Linked DNA regions of Homo sapiens: region 2 is linked to region 1. A link is an interaction called in ENCODE POLR2A ChIA-PET data of the cell type or tissue named here. Cell type or tissue: HCT116. All regions are shown on one strand. Each heading gives the region's core, and the rest is flanking DNA. Links, peaks and the distances in the headings are about the cores only.

Region 1 (11,475 bases), core at 4,579-7,078:
ATGATCCTTCCACCTCAGTTTCTTGAGTAGTTGGGACCACAAACATGCACCACTATGCCCATATAATTTTTTTTTTTTTTTTTTTTTTGTAGAGATGGGGTCCTGCCATATTGCCCAGGCTCGTCTCGAACTCCTGGGCCCAAGCCATCTGCTTCCCTTGGCTTCCCAAAGTGCTGGGATTATAGGCATGAATCACCGTGCCGGCTCAATTTTTTTATTTTTTATTTTGTGAAAAGTTATAGAAAATAAAAACTTATGAAGGAGCTTAATTTTTTCCCCTACTGTAAGATATGCTATTAATGTTATTAATTTGCCTGTTTATATTTTACAGGCCCCTAAATTTAATGTAACTTTAATGGTAAAATTCCTTGTATTTTATTCAACAAATATTGATCGAGCAGCTCTTTGCTTAGCACTGTGCTGGACTCTTGAGCTTATAATCTTTTTTTCTTTCTTTCTTTTCTTTTCTTTTTTCTTTTTTTTTTTAAATAAATGGACAGGGTCTTGCTCTGTCACCCAGGCCGGAACACAGTGGTGCAGTCATAGCTCACTGCAGGCTCTAACCCCTATAGGCTCAAGGGATCTTCCCACCTCAGTCTCCTGAGTTGCTGGGACTATAGGTGCACACCATTAAACCTGGCTAATTTAAAAACAAACAAACAAACAAAAAAAAACAAAAAAACTTCTCGTGGAGATGCCCAGGCTGGTCTCAAACTCCTGGCCTCAAGCTGTCCTCTGCCTCTGCCCTACAAAGTGCTAGGGTTATAGGTGCGAGCCACCATGTGGAGCCATAATCTTTTTTTTTTTTTTTTTTTTTTGAGACAAGTCTTGCATTGTCGCTGGGCAGGAGTGCAGTGGCACGATCTCAGCTCACTGCAGTCTCTGCCTCCCGGGTTCAAGCGATTCCCCTGCTTCAGTCTCCCGAGTAGCTGGGACTACAAGCGCCTGTCACCAGGCCCGGCTAATTTTTGTATTTTAGTAGAGACGGGGTTTCACCATGTTGGCCAGGATGGTCTCAATCTCCTGACCTTGTGATCCACTCGCCTCGGCCTCCTAAAGTGCTGGGATTACAGGCGTGAGCCACCATGCCTGGCCCATAATCTTAATATATTGTGATTTATTAAGATGTATATGGTTGAGAGTTATGAATGACATAGTTGACAGATAACTTGAGCAGGAAGAATAATACCTCATCTGAACTGGGAAAGGAGGAGGAATGGGTCAATATGTTTATGGTAAATTTCCAGAGAGTGCTGGAAGTGGGAAGTTGAAGGAGTTCAAACCAGATTTATTTTCTTTTTAGTGTAGGAGTGAGATCTTAATACATAGGCCGGAGGTATATTTGGAGAGCTAATTGATGTTGGTGTATAAGAAGGTTATAGTTGGTTCTTTTCTTAGAGGCTGACTTTTTTTTTTATATCAATGATTTAACAGGTTTATCATGACAGTGAGGAAGGTCAGAGATACATACAGTTTTATAAGTTAGGGGATTTCCCCTATGTTTCCATATTGGACCCACGGACAGGTAAGATTTATATCAGCACGCAGCTTTTAACCTATTACTTGTCTTTCAGTTACCTAAATGATTGATCTTTAATATTTGACTGGATCTGTTTTCAGAATTGCAGTAATTTAGGTGAAGGTTTCGTTTTTTTCCCTTTATAATTATTTAAACATCTATTGATGTATGTATTTAGGACATCTTTTTCTGGCAACATTGGGAGATGGTAGTATTTTATGTTTGTGCAGTTCTGTTCTTTTGAAGAATAACTGATATGTTCATCTTACCTTTTTTAAGGGATTTTTTAAAAGTTTTTTTACCAGCTGGGCGTGGTGGCTCATGCCTGTAATCCCAGCACTTTGGGAGGCCGAGGTGGGCGGATCATGAGGTCAGGCGATCCAGACCATCCTGGCTAACACGGTGAAACCCCATCTCTACTAAAAATACAAAAAAAATTAGCCGGGCATGGTGGCGGGCACCTGTAGTCCCAGCTGCTTGGGAGGCTGAGGCAGGAGAATGGCCTGAACCCGGGAGGTGGAGGTTGCAGTGAGCCGAGATCGCGCCACTGCACTCCAGCCTGGGCAACAGAGTGAGACTCCATCTCAAAAAAACAAAACAAGACAAAAGTTTTTTTTATCATTAAAATATTAAGATTGCCCAGATACTAGTTGTAATCCCACCTGAGAAGCAGAGGGTGGAGCTGGTTTTATTAATTGATGGTGTTTTATATAGATATTGCTTTGTCTGAATCTCTTCTTCCTAAATGGCAGTAAGTGATAGCAGCAGATAAGATAGTTGCCCTATCATTACGGGTGGGAATCTGTTAGGTGAGTATAATTGATGTGACTTCTAGGTTATGAAGACACTATGTAGCATAAGCTGGTGGAGAGGATATGTCTTTACAGTACACTTTATGCATGTGCTGAAAGAGATACTTAATGAGAATGTTCAGAAAGATCCTAGATATTATATTTACAGATCCTGGTTTTTAATGTATGCATATGCTGAAAGAGATAATGAGAATGTTCAGAAAGATTCTAGATATTACCTTTATAGATCCTGGTTTTTAATCTATGCATATGCTGAAAGAGATACTTAATAAGAATGTTCAGAAAGATTCTAGATATTACCTTTATAGATCCAGGTTTTTAATCTATGCATATGCTGAAAGAGATACTTAATGAGAGTGTTCAGAAGGATTCTAGGTATTATATTTATAGATCCTGGAGAATGTTCAGAAGGATTCTAGATATTATATTTATTTATAGATCTTGGTTTTTAATCCTTAGGTCAGAAGCTAGTAGAATGGCACCAGTTAGATGTATCTTCTTTCTTGGACCAAGTGACGGGATTTCTGGGTGAACATGGACAACTGGATGGACTTTCTAGCAGTCCCCCCAAAAAATGTGCCCGTTCAGTAAGTATAATTAGGAGGTGGTGATGGGAAAATAAATGTAATTGGTCATAAGCATCTTATATAAAATGTTCGATGTTAAGATGGTAAAGATAATCTAACTAGTGGACAACTATCACTGTGGCTATAGCATCTTAGATATCCTCCTTATATTTTGATAATTTCCCACATGAGAGTTCCATCTTCTTGGTGAAATCATGATACTCATACTCCTGCCAGTCTGTCTTGCAGCTAGAGTGCAGGCAGATGCCCCAGGATCTGGATTTAGAAGGAAGCAATGTGAATAGGTTGGGCAGGAGGACTGACCTGGCAAGCCTAGTGGTAAAGGTGTCTACTTCCTGAGGGGCAGCTCTGGGAGGGCTTCTGATATCCAGGTCTAAATAGCAGTGAAAGTGGTTGGTTTTTTTGTGTGTTTTGTTTTTTGTTTTGGAGTGGGATCTTGCTGTTTTGCCCAGACTGTCCTAGAACTCCTGGGCTGAAGCAGCCTTCTCACCTCAACTGCCCGAATAGCTAGGACTACAGGTACATGCCACCACAGCCGGCTGGAAGTGGTGTTTTTTGTTTTTGCTGAAACAACTGTCATGGTATAGTTGAGCATTTTTATTGGTTAATATAGCTTTAGGGCCTGGCTCTCTGGCCCTCCTAGAATTTACTTCTATACTTAATTTCTAGAATATACTATTACTAGGTAGACATGTTTGATAATTGGTATCAAGATTGGTTGCAAATAAGAGACTGAACTTGCAAAGATACAGCAATCTCACATTGGTTTTCATGGCTGTTTGGCTTTGATAGCAGTAGGGATAAAAATAGTTTTGTTTTGTTGGTTTTTTTTTTTTCCTTTTTTTGAGCCAGAGTCTTGTTCTGTTGCTAGGGCTAGAGGGCAGTGGTGTGATCTTGGCTCACTGCAACCTTCGCCTCCTGGGTTCAAGCGATTCTCCTGCCTTGGCCTCCCAAGTAGCTGGGATTACAGACGTACACCACTGCATCTGGCTAATTTTTGTAGTTTTAGTAGAGATGGGGTTTCGCCTTGTTGGGCAGGCTGGTTTCAAACTGCTGACTTCAAGTGATCCGCCCTTCTCGGCCTCCCAAAGTGCTGGGATTACAGGCGTGAGCTAACGCGCCCGTCCTGTTTTTTTCTTTGGGCAGGATCTTGTTCCATTTCTCAGGCTGCAGTGCAGTGGTGTGATCATGGCTCGCTACAGCCTCCACCTCTTGGGCTCAAGCGATCCTTCCACCTCAGCCTCCTAAGTAGCTGGGACCACAGATGTGCATCACCATGCCAGCTAAGCTGTTAAAGTTTTGTAGAGACGGAGGCCTCCGTATGTTGTCTAGGCTGGTCTCAAACTGGCCTCAAGCAATCCTCCCGCCTCAGCCTCCCAAAATGTTGGGATTCTGGGTGTGAGCACCACACCTAGCAACATTTTTATTGTATTGTATTGTATTTATTGTATTGTATTGTATTTTTTGAGATGTGGTCTCACACTGTTGCCCAGGCTGGACTGCAGTGGCATGATATTAACTCACTGTAGTCTTTGCAGCCTTGAGAGAACTTTAAAAAAAAAAAAAACTTGCTAGCCTTGAACTCCTGGGCTCAGTCAATCTTCTTGCCTCAGCCTCCTGAGTAGCTAGGACTACAGGTGTGCACCATCATGCCTGGCTAATTTTTTATTTTTTGTGGAGGCAGGGTCTCAATATGTTACTCAGCCTGATCTCAAACTCCTAAGCTCAAGCAATTCTCCTCCCTTGGCCTCCCGAAGTGCTGGGATTATAAGCATGAACCACCATACCATGCCCAGCCTAAAAATAGTTTTAGAAGATGTGAGGAACACTTCCTTCAGTTATCACCTATAATAAAGTGCCTATTTAAGGAAAAGCCCTAAGGGATAGTATAGAAATCTTGTTGGCCAGGATGGTCTCGAACTCCTGGCCTCAAGCAGTTCTCCTGCTTGATTTATAGTTTTTTTGAGAGCATTTTGTTGTTGTTGTTTCCTTTCTTCCATGTAATGCTTTATAATGTCGTTTTCTGCTTTTGGTAACATGTTAATGCTGACCTCACAATGAATTGAGAAGTATTTCTTCCTCTTCTGTTTTCTGCAGTAGTGTCTGTAGAATTGTTGTTATTTCTTCCTTAATGTTTGATGACATTTACCAGTGAAGCTACATGGGCCTAGAGTTTTTTTTTGGTGGAAAATTTTAAACTACAAATTCAATCTTATCGGTAGATACGTGACTACTTGGTATCTGTTTCTTCTTGGATAAGCTTTAGCAAGTTGTATCTTTCTAGGGATTTGTTCATTTTACTATATTGTCAGAGTTCATTATAGTCCCTCGTGATGCCATGAATGAATGTAGAGATTGTAGTTGTCCCCTCTCTTAATTCTGTTTTTGGGAATTTGTGGCTTCCCTTTTTTCCCCCGACTGTCTGGCCAGAGGCTTAGTAGTTTTATTGATCTTACGGAACCAGCTGGGGTGTGGCATGTGCCTATAGTCCCATCTGCTTGGCAGGAATATTGCTTGAGCCCAGGAGTTCAGGAATGTAGTGTGCTATGATCATACCTGTGAGTAGTCACTGCACTCCAGTCTTTGGGCAACAGTAAGACTCTGTCTCTTAAGAAACAAAAAACAAAACAAAACAAAAAACTGCTCTTGGGATTTTGGTGGGTTTTTTTTGTTTTTCTCTATTGTATTTGCTTTCTAGGTCATTTATTAATTTGTGTTTTCTTTGAGCTTAATTTTATTTTCTTTTCCTGGATGTATACTCTTTTTTTTTTTTTTTTTAAGGTGGGGAAGCTTAGGTCATTAATTTGATACCTTTCTCTCTTCTAATATAAGCATTTAATTCTATAATTTTTCGATAAGAATTGCTATTGCTCAATACTATTTTCTAGCTACAAGAGAAATTAGTAAAATGAATTTTTTAGTTGAACACGTTTTATAAACTTAAATAGGGTTATATAAGTAAGGAAATCAGAGGAGAATGAAATTCAATAGGAGCCTGACAGTGTCTGCCATGGCCACAATTTTTAAAATCGAGCTACATGCTATATGTGCAATGTCATTGCTATAAATTTACAATCCACCTAAGCCATTGCATGTCACATAGACACCTCTACTTGCTTTTTAGGGGTGGTAAGTTCGCCTGAAGTTTACTTTAAAATTTTCCTTTGGCCGGGTGTGGTGGTGTGTGCCTGTAATCCCAGCTACTTGGGAGGCTGAGGTGGGAGGATTGCTTGAGCCTGGCAGGTGGAGATAGTAGTGAGCTGAGATTGTGCCACTGCACTTCAGCCTGGGTGACAGAGTAGAACCTCTCTCAAAAAAAAAAAACAACCAGCAAAAAAATGTTTTTCCCTTTAATTTTTTGCTACATGATTGCCTGATAGTAAAAGCCAAAATGTGGTTTCTTTAGTTTTTTATTAGCAACTCACACTTTTTTTTTTTACCTATTTATTATGGAAAATTTTAAGCATATTCAAAAGTTGAAGTAGTTTATTGAGCCTCTTTGTTAGCTAATTTCGGTAATTATCAGCAGATGGCCAGTCTTCTTTCCTCTGTATCCCATCACATCTGAATTATTTTGAAGCTAATCTCAGAATTCATTGTTTCATTAATTAATACTCTGGCATATATATTTAAAAGATAAAGCCTTTTTTATTTTTAAAAATACTATCACAATGTCATTATTATACCCTTAAAAATGAGCAGTAATTCTGTAATATCCTGAAATATCCAGTGTTCAATTTTAGATTATCTTACGATTTCTTTCCTCTATAGTATGTTTGAGTCAGGAGCTAAGTAAGTTCCACTCAAACAACGTATTTTGTGATTCATTAAGTTTAGTAAAATCTGTGGCATTAGAACTTTACCAAGGGAAAAACTGTAGAAGTTTGCATTTCTTGTTATCATAATGAAAACCTTCATTGTAATTAATGGAATTACTAGTTGAAGAATGCAGTGGTGAACAAAGTAAACATTTGTCTCTATGTTTTAGTCATTTTAAAGAATGGTGTTTTGACTTTATAGTTAAAACTTTTAATTCTTGTCTTTCTCTAGGCAGGTAATAGATAAACTTTTCTTGATTTTGTTCGTTTTGATTTTTTTTTTTTTTTGAGATGGAGTCTCGCTCTGTCACCAGGCTGGGGTGCAGTGGCGCAATCTCTGGCAACTTCTGCCTCCCGGGTTCAAGTGATTTTCCTGCCTCAGCCTCCTGAGTAGCTGCGACTACAGGCGCGCACCACCATGCCCAGCTGATGTTTGCATTTTTAGTGGAGATGGGGTTTCGCCATGTTGGCCAGGCTGGTCTCGAACTCCTGACCTCAGGTGATCTGCCCGCCTCAAGCCTCCCAAAGTGCAGGTGTGAGCCACTGTGCCTGGCCTGTTTTGCTTTGTTATCATTTGTGTGTTCACTGGAGTAGCACTTTTAATTTCCTTCAAGAACTTTTCCTTGCATTCATAGCTTGGCTGTTTGGTGCAAGAGGCCTAGCTTTGTGTCTGTCTCAGCTTTCCACATGCCTTTCTCACTAAGCTTAATCATTTTTAGTAGAGGCGGGGTTTCACCATGTTGGCCAGGATGGTCTCGATCTTTTGACCTCTTGATCCACCCACCTGGGCCTCCCAAAGTGCTGGGATTACAGGCATGAGCCACCCGGCCTGGCCTTCATTTTGATATTTAAAAAAATGCGTATGCTTACTTGAATCCAGAAGTGCAAGACCAGCCTGGGGAACTTAGACCCTGTCTCTTAAAAAAAGAAAGAAAAAAAAATATGTGTATATATATATTTATGTATGTATGTATGTATGTATGTATGTATGTATGTATGTATGTATGTGCCAGGTGCGGTGTCTCACGCCTGTAATCCCAGCACTTTGGGAGGCCGAGGTCAGGAGTTTGAGACCAGCCTGGCCAATGTGGTGAAACCCCATCTCTATTAAAAATACAAAAAAATAAATAAATAAAAATTAGCTGGGCGTGGTGGCGGGCGCTTGTAATCCCAGCTACTTGGGAGGCTGAGGCAGGAGAATCGCTTGAACCTGGGAAGGCTGAGGTTGCAGTGAGCCGAGTTCGTGCCACTGCACTCCAGCCTGGGCAACAAGAGTGAGACTCCATCTCAAAAACAAAACAAAACAAAACAACAAAAACGTGTGTGTGTGTATATACACACACATATATATATCTCCATTCCAATTTGGCTGTGTAAGACACAGTCCTTGCTCTTAAAGTAGAAGGGATACAGTCAGCAGAACATAATAATGAATGGCAAGCTATTATATTTCTTATGCCGTTTGACTTGTTTTTTGGTTTAACTTGTTCTTTTTCCTGTGTTTTATGACTCCATCTCACAGGAGAGCCTTATAGATGCAAGTGAAGACAGCCAGCTAGAAGCTGCCATCAGAGCCTCCTTACAAGAAACACATTTTGATTCAACACAGACAAAACAGGATAGCCGCTCAGATGAAGAATCTGAATCTGAACTTTTTTCTGGCAGTGAGGAGTTCATATCCGTTTGTGGCTCTGATGAAGAAGAAGAGGTAGAGAATCTTGCCAAGTCCAGAAAGTCTCCCCACAAAGATTTGGGGCATAGAAAAGAGGAGAATAGAAGGCCGCTGACTGAGCCACCAGTCAGAACTGATCCTGGAACAGCCACAAACCACCAAGGATTGCCAGCTGTGGATTCAGAGATACTGGAGATGCCACCTGAAAAAGCAGATGGAGTAGTGGAGGGGATAGATGTAAATGGTAAGTTACATTTAGACATACTTTACTTCAAACTTAGATATTGGGGCCGGGCGTGGTGGATCACTGAGGTTAGGAGTTCCAAGACCAGCCTCGCCAACATGGCAAAACCCTGTCTCTACTAAAAATACAAAACTTAGCCAGGTGTGGTGGCACGTGCCTATAGTCCCAGCTACTTGGGAGGCTGAGGCAGGAGAGTGGCTTGAACCAGGGAGGCGGAGGTTGCAGTGAGCTGAGATCACGCCACTGCACTCCAGCAAAACACTTGAGTAATTGCTGAATGGCTGTATTTATTTACATATTTATTTAAACTAATATTCTGTCTTAAACTCCTGTATCCCGTTTTTTTTTTTTTTTTAAACCCTTCCTTTAGGACCAAAAGCACAGCTGATGTTGCGGTATCCAGATGGAAAAAGGGAACAGATCACTCTTCCAGAGCAAGCTAAACTGCTAGTAAGTACAGGCTTGCTTTGGTTCAGTTCCGACCACTGCAATAAGACGAGTCCCAAATTGTTTGGTTTCCTGGTGCATATAAAAGTTATGTTTACATTATTCCATAGTCTATTAAGTGTGCAGTAGCTTTATGTCTAAAAAAAAGCACATAACTTAATTAAAAAAAGCTTTTGCTAAAAAGTGCTAATGATCCCCTGAATCTTCAGTGAGTCATCTTTTTGTTGGTGGAGGGTCTTGATATTGATGGCTACTGACTGATTGGGGTGATGGGTACTGTGGCAGTTTCTGAAAATGTGACAGCAGTGAAGTTGCTGCATCAGTTGCTTCCTTCGACAAAAAATTTCTCTGTAGCATGTGCTGCCGTTTGATAGTATTTTACCCACAGTAGAACTTCTTTCAAAACTGGAGTCAGTCTTCTCAGAATTTGCCGCAATTTTATCCACCAAGTTTATGCAATATTCTAAATCCTTTGTTGTCATTTCAACAGTGTTAAAAGCATCTTCAGCAGAAGTAGATTCCATCTCCAGAAATCACTTTCTTTGCTCATCCATAAGAAGCAACCCCCCTCCCTTTAATGTTTGATCATGAGATTGCAGCAATTCAGTCATATCGCCATCCTCCACTTCTAATTCTAGTTCTCTTGCAGTTTTTACCCCACTTGCAGTGACTTCCTCCAGTGAATTCTTAAACCCCTCAAAGTCATCCATGAGGGTTGGAATCAACCTCTTCCAAAGCCCTGTTCATGTTGATATTTTGACTTCCTATGAGTTGTGAATGTTCTTAATGGTATTTAGACTGCTGAATCCTTTCCAGAAGATTTTCAGTTTACTTTGCCCAGATTCATCAAAGGAATCTGTATTTATGCCCAGGCTGGTGTGCAGTGGTCATAGCTCACTGTAACCTTGACTCCCCGCCCCGGCTCAAGTGATCCTCCTGCCTCACCCTCCTGAGTAGATCACCACACCCAATTAATTTTCTTTTTTTTAGAGATGGTTTCTTGCTGTGTTGCCAGGTCTTGTCTCAAACTCTTGGACTCAAGTAATCCTCTCACCGCAGCCTCCCAAAGTGTTGAGATTTGGCTCCGTGCCTGGCCAAAATGTGTTTCTTAAATAAGATTTAAAAGTTGAAATGACTCCTTGATCCATGGGCTGCAGAATGGATGTTGGGTTAGCAGACTGGAAACAGCATTCATTTTTATTTGCATTTTCGTCAGAGCTCTTACGTGACTAGGTGCGTTGTCAATGAGCAGTAATATGTTGAATCTTTTTTCTGAGCAGTAGGTCTGAACAGTGGGCTTAAAATATTTAGTAAGTTATGCTGTAAATTGATGTGCTGTCTTTCCAGGTTTTGTTGTTGCAGTTACAGAACACAGACAGAGTAGATTTAACATAATTTTTAAGGGACCTGGGATTTTGGAATGTTAAATGAGCATTGGCTTCAACTGGAAGTCACCAGCTGCATTACCCCCTAACAAGAAAGTCAGCCTTTTTGAACCTTTGAGTGCAGCCACTGACTTCTCTCTAGCTGTGAAAGTCCTTGATGGCATCTTCTTCCAATAGAAGGCTGTTTTGTCAAACTTAAATCTGTTATTTAGTGTTGTTACCTTCGTGAACTGTCTTCACTACATCTTCTAGATAAGTTTCTGCACCTTCTGCATCAGCACTTGCTGCTTCACCTTGCACTTTGATGTTATGGAGATGGCTTCTTTCCTTCAACCTCATGAACCAACCTCTGCTAGCTTCCAGCTTTTCTTTCGTAGCTTCCTTAACTCCCTTAGCCTTCATAGGATTGAAAAGAGTTAGAACCTTGTTTTGGATTAGGCTTTGGCTTAAGGGAATGTGTGACTGGTTTGATTTTTCTGTACAGACCACTAAAACTTTCTCCTTTTCAGCAGCACAGCAGTAAGGCTGTTTTGCTTTCTTTCCTTTTTTTTTTTTTGAGACAGAGTCTTGCTCTGTCACCCAGGCTAGAGTACAATGGTGCGATCTCAGCTCACTGCAACCTCCGCCTCCCGGGTTCAAGCAGTTCTCCTTGCCTCAGCCTCCCGAGTAGCTGGGATTACAGGCGCCCACCACCACGCCCAGCTAACTTTTGTATTTTTAGTGGAGATGGGGTTTCACCATGTTGGCCAGGCTGGTCTCGAACTCCTGACCTCAGGTGATCCACCCACCTCAGCCTCTGAAAGTGCAGGTGTGAGCCACTGCTCCCGGCCTGTTTTGCTTTGTTATCATTTGTGTGTTCACTGGAGTAGCACTTTTAATTTCCTTCCAGAACTTTTCCTTGCATTCACAGCTTGGCTGTTTGGTGCCAGAGGCCTAGCTTTGTGTCTGTCTCAGCTTTCCACGTGCCTTTCTCACTAAGCTTCATCATTTT
Region 2 (11,475 bases), core at 4,346-6,845, 400 kb after region 1:
AGTGATTCTCCTGCCTCAGCCTCCCAAGCAGCTGGGGTTACAGGCGCATGCCACCGTGCCTGGCTAATTTTGTATTTTCAGTGGAGATGGGGTTTCACCATGTTGGCCGGGCTGGTCTCGAACTCCCGACCTCAAGTGAACCACCCACCTTGGCCTTCCAAAGTGCTAGGATTACAGGCATGAGCCACTGTGCCTGTCCAGGAGCATAAATTTAGTTGGTGACAACGAGTTTTAATTAGAATAGAAGCCAGATGCAGTGGCTCCCACCTGTAATCCCAGCATTTGGGAGGCTGAGGCAGGCAGATCACTTGAGCCCCGGAGTTCTAGACCAGCCTGGGCAACATGGCGAAACCTGTCTCTACAAAAATTAAAAAATTAGCCAGGCGTGGTGGTACACACCTGAGGTACCAGCTGCTCAGGAGGCTGAGGCAGGATGATTGATTGAGCCCGGGAAGTCAAGGCTCTGGCGAGCTGTGATCACACCATTACGCTCCAGCCCAGGTGACATAGCGAGACCCTGTCTCAAAAGAAAAAAAAAGTGTTTTTAATAAAAACAGGCTGAAAGAAAGGATTGAGGTAGTCTCCCAGCGCTTGGAGCAAAAAGACAAAGTATTTGATAAACTCTTAGGTACATAAAGGATGTCTAAGGGAACATGCGGACATGGATTACTCTGGACTCACTGCTGGCTGCACATTGCTGGCCAGCCATGTGGCCTCTGTGCGTTCTGAACGTGTTGATGGTGCCAACCTCCTGGGCTGAAGTGGAAATGGAATGGGTTCTAGGGCATCTGTCTCTTAGATCATTTTAACGTTTGCTGTGTTTTTTCTGTATTGCTCTGTTAGAGTAATGAGAAATGTGATGGTGTTTCTGGGCTCAGGTGCGGATTGATGAGTACGATCACTCCAAGCCCATCCAGGGGCAACAGAAGAAGCCCTTTGAGGAGCACTGGAGGAAGCACACCCTGTCCTATGTGGACGTCAGCACTGGGAAGGTCAGTGTGGAGCTCGTTCTCACCACAGCCCAGCACCCACACGGCCCCGCCCAGGTCTGCGGGCTGGCCTTGCTGATGGTGAACGCAGAGGAGCAGGCCAGATTTAAATCACCTCCCGACAGATTTGAGGCACCGCTGAAAAAGGCACTCTGACAGCAGTTGGGCTTCGGGCTGGAAACAGAATCCAGTGCCTGCAGGTGGTTCAGAGGAGCCTTAAGGAAGGGTTGCTCTGTGGTGTGGGCCAGATGGACGTCACTGGGCAGGAGCAAGTGTCCAAGGCCTGGTGGCAGGGGAAGAGATGATGATTATGGACCTAGCGAGAAAGCATCTGTGTAGTGGGGACACAGCCACTACCAGAAACCAGTCCCGAGCCAAGGGAGCCCAGAAGAGATCCCTCCCCTCTCCTCCCATGGGCTGGGCCAACTGGAAGCATCTGCAGGGGAGCAGAGGGGATGAGGTGCAGCCCTTAGCATCCCCTGGGCACTGAGCAAGCAGAGAAGGGCAGAAATGGAGGCGGGGTTGGGGTGAGCAGCGTCCTGGGAACAGCTAGCCGAGGGTGTGGTAGGGGGGTTGCAGCTTGTTCCACACAAGCACAGCGTCCTGGGAACAGCCAGCCGAGGATGTGGTAGGGGGTTGCAGCTTGTTCCACACAAGCACAGCGTCTTGGGAACAGCCAGCCGAGGGTGTGGTAGGGGGGTTGCAGCTTGTTCCACACAAGCACAGTTCACCCGTGTGGCATTTCCGCTGGGCATTGAGATTCAGAAATCATGAAGATAGAAAGCTTTTACCCTTAAGCTTTTCATAACTTGTAAGGGAGAGTCGTATAATCACTTAGCTGTGTCTGTGGAAGTTACCTTTGGACTCTCACTATCATCTAGTGTGTCTGTGATTCAGGCAGTAGGTCATTTTCAGAATTTATCATGAAGGCCATTTCCTGATAGTATAGAGAGGTCACACTTGCTTAGCACAAGTCTATTTTTAATGTTTCCGGGTTCAGGTTTTTTGTTTTGTTTTTGTTGTTCTGAGATAGAGTCTCATCTCTTTTGCCCAGGCTGAAATGTGGTGGCTCGATCTCGTCTCACTGCAGCCTCAACCTCCCCTCGGCTCAGGTGATCCTCCCACCTCAGCCTCCCGGGCACATGCCACCATGCCTGGCTAATTTTTGTATGTTTTGTAGAGACGGGGTTTTGCCACGTTGCCCAGGCTAGTCTTGAGCTCCTGAGCTCAAGTGATCCACCTGTCTTGGCCTCCCCAACAGGCATGAACCAACACGCCCAGCCAGTTTCAGTGATTTTTCAAGAAATACGTACTCATTTTAGAAAGTACAAAGAGATTGAAATAAGAGCTCACTAACCAGAGATGACCCATTATGGTTTAAATTTCTTTGTATATGTGCCTACCTTTTCCTGTGTGTGCATATTTAATACACGGCTTGAGTATTCCTTCTCTGAAATCGTTGGGACCAGAAGTGTTTTGGATTTCAGGCTTGTTCAGACTTTGGAATATTTGCATTACACTTACTGTCTGAGCATCCCTAATGGGAAGATCTGACTCCATAGCACATTTCTTTTGAATGTCATGCTGGTGCTCAGAAAGTTTCAGATTTGGGAGAATTTCAGATGTTTGGATTAGGGATGTTCTACCTATATAAATATTTACTTTGAAGTAGAAAAACTGGAAGTAGATAGTTTAAACATGAAGTGTCTTGGTATAGACAAGGGTTCTCCCACTTTTCATGATGGGAGCATTTTTGTAAAGCAAAGCACTGAGAATCTGGTACAGTGTCATTTTCGTTGCTCTGTTCCACTCTACCGATCTGCCGTCATTTACAGTCCCCTGTTGCGCATGTAGATCATTTTTGAATTTGTTATTGGAAAATACTGCAGCAAATACCTTAAAGTTTACATGCCGTAAATCTACTTTTATAGTTAAAATTTTTCAAAAGGAACACAAGAGATGGCTTTTTGTACATTTTTGTGCTTAACTTACCACTGACTTCTTTTCAAGGTCACTGTGGAATATAGACCCATAATCGACAAAACTTTGAATGAGGCTGACTGTGCCACTGTCCCCCCAGCCATTCACTCCTACTGATGAGACAAGATGCGGTGATGACAGAATCAGCTTTTGTAATTATGTATAATAGCTCATGCATGTGTCAATGTCATAACTGTCTTTATACGCTTCTGCACTCTGGGGAAGAAGGAGTACATTGAAGGGGGATTGGCACCCAGTGGCCGGGGAGCGTGGCACTTTGTCCCTTGCTTCATTCTTGTGACAAGATAAAACTGGGCACAGCTCTTAAATAAAATATAAATGAACAAACTTTCTTTTATTTCCAAATCCATTTAAAATATTTTACTGTTGTGACTTTAGTCATATTTGTTGACCTAAAAATCAAATGTAATTATCTTTGTATTCTGTTACATCAAAATCCAGATATTTTGTTGTAGTTTCTTTTTTTTTTTTTTTTTTGAGACAGGATCAGTGCAGTGGTGCAGTCTCAGCTCACTGCAGCCTCAAACTCCTGGGCAGCTCAGGTGATCTTCCCGACTCAGCCTTCTGAGCAGTTGGGGCTACAGGTGTGCACCACCACGCCCAGCTCATTTATTTTGTAATTGTAGGGACAGGGTCTCACTGTGTTGCCTAGGCTGGTCTCAAACTGCTGGGCTCAAGTGATCGTTCCTCCTTGGCCTCCCGAAGTGCTGGAATTATAGGTGTGAACCACCATGTCTGGCCTTATTGTAGTTTATTTCTAAGTTCAAATTAATGTTGGTGCTTTTCCTCCTTTTTCTTGGCAGATGGTTTGCTAGGTGAGTGTGTCCTCGATTCTTTAAATCAGGGTCCCCAGTCCCCAGGCCACAGATCGTTACCAGTCCATGGCCTGTTAGGAACCAGGCCACACAGTAGGAGGTGAGCAGCCAGCCAGTGAGCATTACTGTGTGAGCTCGGCCCCCTGCCAGAGCATTACTGTGAGCTCCGCCCCCTGCCAGAGCATTACTGTGTGAGCTCCGCCCCCTGCCAGAGCATTACTGTGAGCTCCGCCCCCTGCCAGAGCATTACTGTGTGAGCTCCGCCCCCTGCCAGAGCATTACTGTGTGAGCTCCGCCCCCTGCCAGAGCATTACTGTGTGAGCTCCGCCCCGTCAGAGCATTACTGTGTGAGCTCCGCCCCCTGTCAGAGCATTACTGTGAGCTCCACCCCCTGCCAGAGATTACTGTGTGAGCTCCACCCCATGTCAGAGCATTACTGTGTGAGCTCCGCCCCCTGCCAGAGCATTACTGTGAGCTGCACCCCCTGCCAGAGCATTACTGTGTGAGCTCCGCCCCGTCAGAGCATTACTGTGTGAGCTCCGCCCCCTGTCAGAGCATTACTGTGTGCGCTCCGCCCCCTGCCAGAGCATTACTGTGAGCTCCACCCCCTGCCAGAGCATTACTGTGTGAGCTCCGCCCCCTGTCAGAGCATTACTGTGTGAGCTCCGCCCCCTGTCAGAGCATTACTGTGTGAGCTCCGCCCCCTGTCAGAGCATTACTGTGAGCTCCGCCCCCTGTCAGAGCATTACTGTGTGAGCTCCGCCCCCTGTCAGAGCATTACTGTGTGAGCTCCGCCCCCTGCCAGAACATTACTGAGCTCCGCCCCCTGCCAGAGCATTACTGTGTGAGCTCCGTCCCCTGCCAGAGTATTACTGTGTGAGCTCCGTCCCCTGCCAGAGCATTACTGTGTGAGCTCCGCCCCCTGGCAGAGCATTACTGTGTGAGCTCCGCCCCCTGTGATCATTACTATGTGAGCTCCGCCCCGTCATATCATTACTGTGTGAGCTCCACCCCCTGTCATATCATTACTGTGTGAGCTCCGCCCCCTGTCATATCATTACTGTGTGAGCTCCTCCCCCGGCCGGAGCATTACTGTGTGAGCTCCGCCCCCTGCCAGAGCATTACTGTGAGCTCCGCCCCCTGCCAGAGCATTACTGTGTGAGCTCCACCCATTGTCAGCATTACTGTGTGAGCCCTGCCCCCATCAGATCATTACTGAGCTCCGCCCCCTGCCAGAGCATTACTGTGAGCTCCGCCCCCTGCCAGAGCATTACTGTGAGCTCTGCCCCCTGTCATCATTACTGTGTGAGCTCCGCCCCCATCATCATTACTGTGTGAGCTCCGCCCCCGTCAGAGCATTACTGTGAGCTCCGCCCCCTGCCAGAGCATTACTGTGTGAGCTCCGCCCCCCTGCCAGAGCATTACTGTGAGCTCTGCCCCCTGTCATCAATACTGTGTGAGCTCCGCCCCCGTCATCATTACTGTGTGAGCTCCGCCCCCGTCAGAGCATTACTGTGAGCTCTGCCCCCTGCCAGAGCATTACTGTGTGAGCTCCGCCCCCGTCATATCATTACTGTGTGAGCTCCGCCCCCTGTCATATCATTACTGTGTGAGCTCCGCCCCCTGTCATATCATTGCTGTGTGAGCTCCGCCCCCTGTCATATCATTGCTGTGTGAGCCTCGCCTCCTGTCAGATCAGTGGTGGCATTAGATTCTCATAGGAGTGGAATCCTGTCGTGAACTGCGCATGCGAAGGATCTAGGTTATGCCCCGCTTATGAGAATCTAATACTGATGATCTGAGATGGAACCGTTTCGTCTCCAAACCATCCCCACACTTGTCAGTGGAAAAAGTGTCTTCCGTGAAACCAGTCCCTGGTGCCAAAAAGGTTAGGGACTGCCGGTTTAAATAACCAAATGCTAAAAGAACTGGCATAGAAGTAAATGGGCTGCTGCTTTATTTTTAGGCTGTTCTTTTTAGAGAACAATGACAGTTATTTCCAAGTTTGTCATTAGAAAATAATATTAGGTTGGTGCAAAAGTAATTGCGGTTTTTGCTATTGCTTTCAATGGTAAAAGCCACGATTACTTTTGCACCAACTTAATATGATAAATTTGTTCCTTAAAGTGTATTTTTGATAAGAAAGCCCTTTTGTTTTTCCTTCTGTTAATTTTTTGTTTTTTTCTTGGTAGAGACAGAGTTTTGCCATGCTGCCCAGGCTGGAGTGCAGTGGTGTGATCTCGGCTCACTGCAGCCTCCACCTCCTGGGCTCCAGCAGTCCTCCCACCTCAACCTCCCTAAGAGCTGAGACTACAGGTGTGAGCCACCATGCCTGGCTAATTTTTAGAGACAGGGTTTCACCCTCTTGCCCAGGCTGGTCCCAAACTCCTGGGCTCAAGCAGTCCTCCTGCCTCAGCCTCCCAGAGTATTGGGATTATAGGTGTGAGCCACTGCCAGAAAAACGTTTCCTAAGACAAGGCAGGTCTTACATTATATTTAAATTTTTTTTAATGATGTCTTTTTTGGCAGTGCACAGCCAGAGAACAACACATCACACACAAGAAACAGTTGTGCTCATGTGATGGGGGCCTCAGCACTAGGAAGGAGTGGACTGTTGGCGCACGCAGCAGCTTGAATAAATCTGAAAGTCACTACGCTGCGTAAGAGAAGCCAAATAAAGCGCATGCTGTGTACAGAGGGTGTCGAGAATGCCTCCTACGTGACGGAAAGCAGATCCGTGGTTCCCTGCAGACTGGCAGGAGCAGATTCCAAAGGCACAGGAAGAAGCTTGCAGGTAGAATGTGTTCATTACCTTCTGCGCATTATACCACAAAAAAGCTGGGAATAAAAATGCTAACCAAAAAAAAAGGTGAAAGTAGATAAAATTTCTCAACTGTGTGATGGGTAAACGTGCAGGTTTGCTGTCATGCTTTGTTTATGAAGCTGTGGGGTACAAGGACTCTCATAGTCACTGTGGAATGCAGAACGTTGCAGCCTCATGGAAGAGGATTTGGCAGCATCTAACAAAATGACATGGCATTTGCCCTTAGACTCAGCAATTCTAGAATCTGCCTCAAAAAAAACTCTGGCAAAGAAATGAAAGGACTTTACCCACAGAGTTCTTTTCACAGCCTGAATGTGTTTGCCACAAAGTTCTTCACTGTGGCATTTGTAAAACTGGAAACAATCAAAATGTCCATCAGTAGGGGATTGGGAACATTAATTCGTGCAGTGGGGAACTCCGTACCAGAAGGAGGAATGAGGAACGCCTATTGATAAGGGGCAGAGTACATATCATATGATGCAAATATATATTGCTTTTTCTTAAAACAGTACAAAGATAAAAGTCTAAAGTGGTTGCTGTGGAGGATAGGGGTCAGTGGTGGAAGTGAGACCGAAATAGACTCTGAAGTAATATCTGGACTTTGAAATTGTTAAGTGTTTTACATATTACCAAACTAAGTTTTTAAGATAGTCCCTAAAATTGAAAGAATGGTATCTGAAATGAATGAATCTAAATTCCTTGGATTGCATTCTACAGGCTCCAACCGTGAGACCAAAATTTGGAAGGTGGCCCTGAGCAGCAGCTGAAGGGAAGTGGGAGGTGAGACAGGAAAGAGGCGGTGGCATGCGGCGTCCGGGAGCTGGGTCCCATGTGGGCAGCTGGGCCCGTGCTCACTGTGGGAGCTGGTGTGTTCCTTCACCAGCCCACACTCCACAGGTTTAGGATGGTCAATTCCGGGCACCCCTGGCCTGCTCCAGGACGTGCTCCTGCCACCAGAGAAAGCCCCTAGGCAGCGTCCCAGGTGCTGGTGGTGTCAGAATCGAGTTTGAGTCTGAGGAGTGACCTGGGGCTGGCTGGGCTAGGCAGCATCACGGGGTTCTGCAGCCCAACTGCACATCAGGCTGGTGACAGTCACGCAGCCTATTACCTCATGTGTCATCAGAGGATCGCTAGAACACAGCACTTCAAGTGTGCAGATTTAGTGAGCCATAGTCTAAAGACAAATAGAGCCACTGAATCCTAAATTTCAATCAATCATCTCCATTACTCGTCTTATTGGTATTAATCCTTTGAAATTATGTGGGGTGGGAGTTAAAGCTAATAACTAATTATGTTAATGCTAAAACTAAGATTTTTCTGGCAAGGGAAAATCCTCCCAAGTCCCAGCACTTTGGGAGGCCGAGGTGGGCAGATGACCTGAGGTCAGGAGTTTGAGACCAGCCTGGCCAACATGGTGAAACGCCATCTCTACTAAAATTGAAAAATTAGCTGGGCATGGTGGCAGGTGCCTGTAATCCCAGCTGTTGGGGAGGCTGAAGCAGGAGAATCGCTTGAAACAGGAGGCAGAGATTGCAGTGAGCCGAGATTGTGCCACTGCACTCCAGCCTGGGCAACAGGAACAAAACTCTATCTCAAAAAATAAAACAAGATTTTTCTGAGAAAAAGGTGTAAAACCGTATACTAAATTTGAAATAGAAATATAAGCGTGAACTCATTTGTTGTTCTTTTACCGTATACACATTTTCTACCTCTGCCCCAGTAGCAGTAGACACATCAAGCACCTAGAAAGTGGTCTCTAATACATGAAAACCATGAATTCATAGTGGTGGTTTCAAAGCCAAAACCAACCAAACACATGTAATTGGTCACTCTTGGAGGTACCTAGGGCACTAACTCCTAACACTGGGAATGGACACTTGAAGGAAGATCAGCAATTATCCTGTCTTTTCTCTACAAATTGCAATTCAGGGAAACCTTGTTGATTAGGGAAAGTTCTTTACATAAGAATTCCTGCAAATAAGTGAGTAAAGAATGACAGTTTAAGAATTGTCTCAGCCTGACCAACATAGTGAAACCCCATCTCTAAAAATACAAAAAATTAACCAGGCATGATGGTGGGTGCCTGTAATCCCAGTTACTCGAGAGGCTGAGGCAGGAGAGTTGCTTGAACCTGGGAGATGGAGGTTGCAGTGAGCCAAGAGTGCGCCACTGCACTGTAGCCTGGGCAACAAGAGCGAGACTCTGTCTCAAAAAAAAAAAAAAAAAAAAAAGAATTGTCAAATTCCCACCCCTAATGCCGTGGTTCTCTAACCTGTGTAACAGGATCACCTGGAGGGACCCTACCCCAGACCTTCCGATTCAGTCCTGGGGGGACCCTACCCTAGATCTTCCGATTCAGTCCTGGCGGGACCCCACCCGTGATCTGATTCAGTCCTGGGGGACCCCACCCCAGATCTTCCGATTCAGTCCTGGGGGGACCCTACCCCAGATCTTCCGATTTTGTCCTGTAGGGACCCTACCCCAGATCTTCCGATTCAGTCCTGGGGGACCCCACCCCAGATCTTTCTATTCAGTCCTGGGTGGACGCTACCCCAGATCTTCCGATTCAGTCCTGGGGGGACCCTACCCCAGATCTTCCGATTCAGTCCTGGGGGGACCCTACCCCAGATCTTCCGATTCAGTCCTGGGGGGATGCTACCCCAGATCTTCCGATTCAGTCCTGAGGGTCCCCACCCATGACCTTCCGATTCAGTCCTGGGGGGACCCTACCCCAGATTTCCTGATTCAGTCCTGGGGGACCCCACCCATGATCTTGCAATTGAGTCCTGGGGGGACCCCACCCCAGATCTTCCGATTCAGTCCTGGGGGGACGCTACCCCAGATCTTCTGATTCAGTCCTGAGGGTCCCCACCCATGACCTTCCGATTCAGTCCTGGGGGGACCCTACCCCAGATTTCCTGATTCAGTGCTGGGGGACCCCACCCATGATCTTGCAATTCAGTCCTGGGGGAACCCCACCCCAGATCTTCCGATTCAGTCCTGGGGGGACCCCACCCCATACCTTCCGATTCAGTCCTGGAGGGGACCCCATCCCCGATCTTCTGATTCAGTCCTGGGGGGGACCCCACCCATGATATTCTGATTCAGTCCTGGGGGACCCCACCCCAGATCTTCCGATTCAGTCCTGGAGGGACCCTACCCCAGATCTTCCTATTCAGTCCTGGTTCGGCCTGAGAATTTGCATTTCTAACATGTCCAGGGACCACAGTTTGAAAACCTCCACGGCTGACATGTAATGGGATGACATGGTCCAATAAATGAAGGAAAAATAACAGGTGGCAACCTCAGGCAGCTTCATCCCAACCAGTAAGAAAGTAAATCCTTTTGTAAACTCAGAGGAAGTATTAATATGGGCGTTTGAGCAAACATTTAAGTGTTAGGACAAATAATTAAAAACTAGCACAGGCACCCCTGAAGCATGATAGGATGGCAACAGAAGGGCTGATTTAGTTTCCAAGAAATAACTGACAGGCAATGTTGTGCGTGTGTCTACTACTTAGGAACCCAAAACAAACCTTCAGACCGTTTTCATGAGTACTGAGACCAAGAAAACCACTGGGCAGTGGGTGGTCTGGAAATGTAAATGTTGATGGTACTCCAGTAAAGAGTCATGGAACAATGCTTCATATTGAAAATGTTTTTGTAAATGTGGGTTTCAAGGTTTCAAAGTGAACCCATATGTGTTAGGAGAAAAGACACACCAAAGAAGTAAAATAATTGGGTCAATATAAAAAGTAGAATATTGCCCAGAGAGAAGATGTGGATAATTTCTAACACGGATCAAAGGCACCAAAAAGGTGAGCTGTAAGATATTCAGACCTGCACCGTCCCCTGCAGTAGACACAGACAACATCTTGGTAGGCAACTGGGTGAAAATTCAGAGACAACCCTAGGAACTATGAGGATGAAAAAAGTTAGCATTCATGGAATGAGGCACTGAAGAACCTGAAAAGCTGGAATAACCCCATGAAATAATGAGAATAATTGTAGTATCCTGAACCGGGGCACAGGACACAGGACTAGGGTGGAAGGCGGCATGAGACTACGCGCACAGGAAAGACCCAGGGATCACAGTGGCCCAAAGCTGGGCACTTCCCAATTCTGGGGATTTGTGCTACAGGCACTCCAGGCTCCACGGTAGAACTGTGTCCAGCACGAAGGCAGTGCTGTCTTGCGGGAGGCAGGGCTGCACCACCACAGGGGCGGGAAGGGGCCCGGCAGGGAGGCGCCCAGTGTTTCCAACTGCACGGGGTCGGGGGCGGCGCTGATGCAGAGCGCGGGGGCGCAGGTTAAACCTAAAGGGGGGAAGCTTTTCGGGGCAGAACAGACAACGGAGAACGCTGCACACTGCCCTTCCCACCCGAATTGTGTTTTGCCCTTTTTTTTTTTTTTGAGACGGAGTTTTGCTCTTGTTGCCCAGGCCTGGAGTGCAATGGCCTGATCTCGGCTCACCGCAACCTCCGCCTCCCGGGTTCAAGCAATTCTCCTGCCTCAGCGTCCCGAGTAGCTGGGATTACAGGCGTGCGCCACCACGCCCGGCTAATTTTGTATTTTTAGTAGATACTGGGTTTCTCCATATTGGCCAGGTTGGTCTCGAACTCCTGACTTCAGGTGATCCACCGGCCTCGGCCTCCCAAAGTGCTGGGATTACACGCGTCAGCCACCGCACCCGGCCTGCTTGCTTTTTTTTTTTTTTTTTTTTTTTTTTGCAGAGTCTCGCTGTCCACCGGGCTGGAGCTGCAGTGATCTCGGCTCCCTGCGGCCTCGACCTCCCGGGCTCAGGCGATCCTCCCGCCTCAGCCCACGGAGTACATGGGACCACAGG

Evidence for each region. Peaks named below come from ENCODE experiments on the same cell type or tissue, not always from the same donor. Only the 100,000 strongest peaks of a DNase experiment are listed, where the experiment ranks them.
Region 2: POLR2A ChIA-PET joins it to region 1 with 5 read pairs; 2 of 35 experiments call an interaction of 5 or more read pairs at or near these places.

Annotation. Positions count from the first base shown.
Region 1 is chr3:196,359,471-196,370,945 of GRCh38, reverse strand. It overlaps UBXN7 (UBX domain protein 7), which reads left to right. Exons shown (of 11, transcript NM_015562.2): 7 at 1,435-1,525; 8 at 2,791-2,918; 9 at 8,259-8,652; 10 at 9,023-9,102. Among named protein-coding and RNA genes, the nearest start is that of TM4SF19-DYNLT2B, 27 kb to the right of the region's middle. In HCT116, for the core only: no CTCF peak of the experiment used is centred there; no DNase peak of the experiment used is centred there.
Region 2 is chr3:195,954,946-195,966,420 of GRCh38, reverse strand. It overlaps the pseudogene SDHAP1. Among named protein-coding and RNA genes, the nearest start is that of TNK2, 52 kb to the right of the region's middle. RefSeq lists a silencer at 4,759-4,808 and enhancers at 5,109-5,158, 10,350-11,001. In HCT116, for the core only: no CTCF peak of the experiment used is centred there; a DNase peak (open chromatin) is centred at 5,290.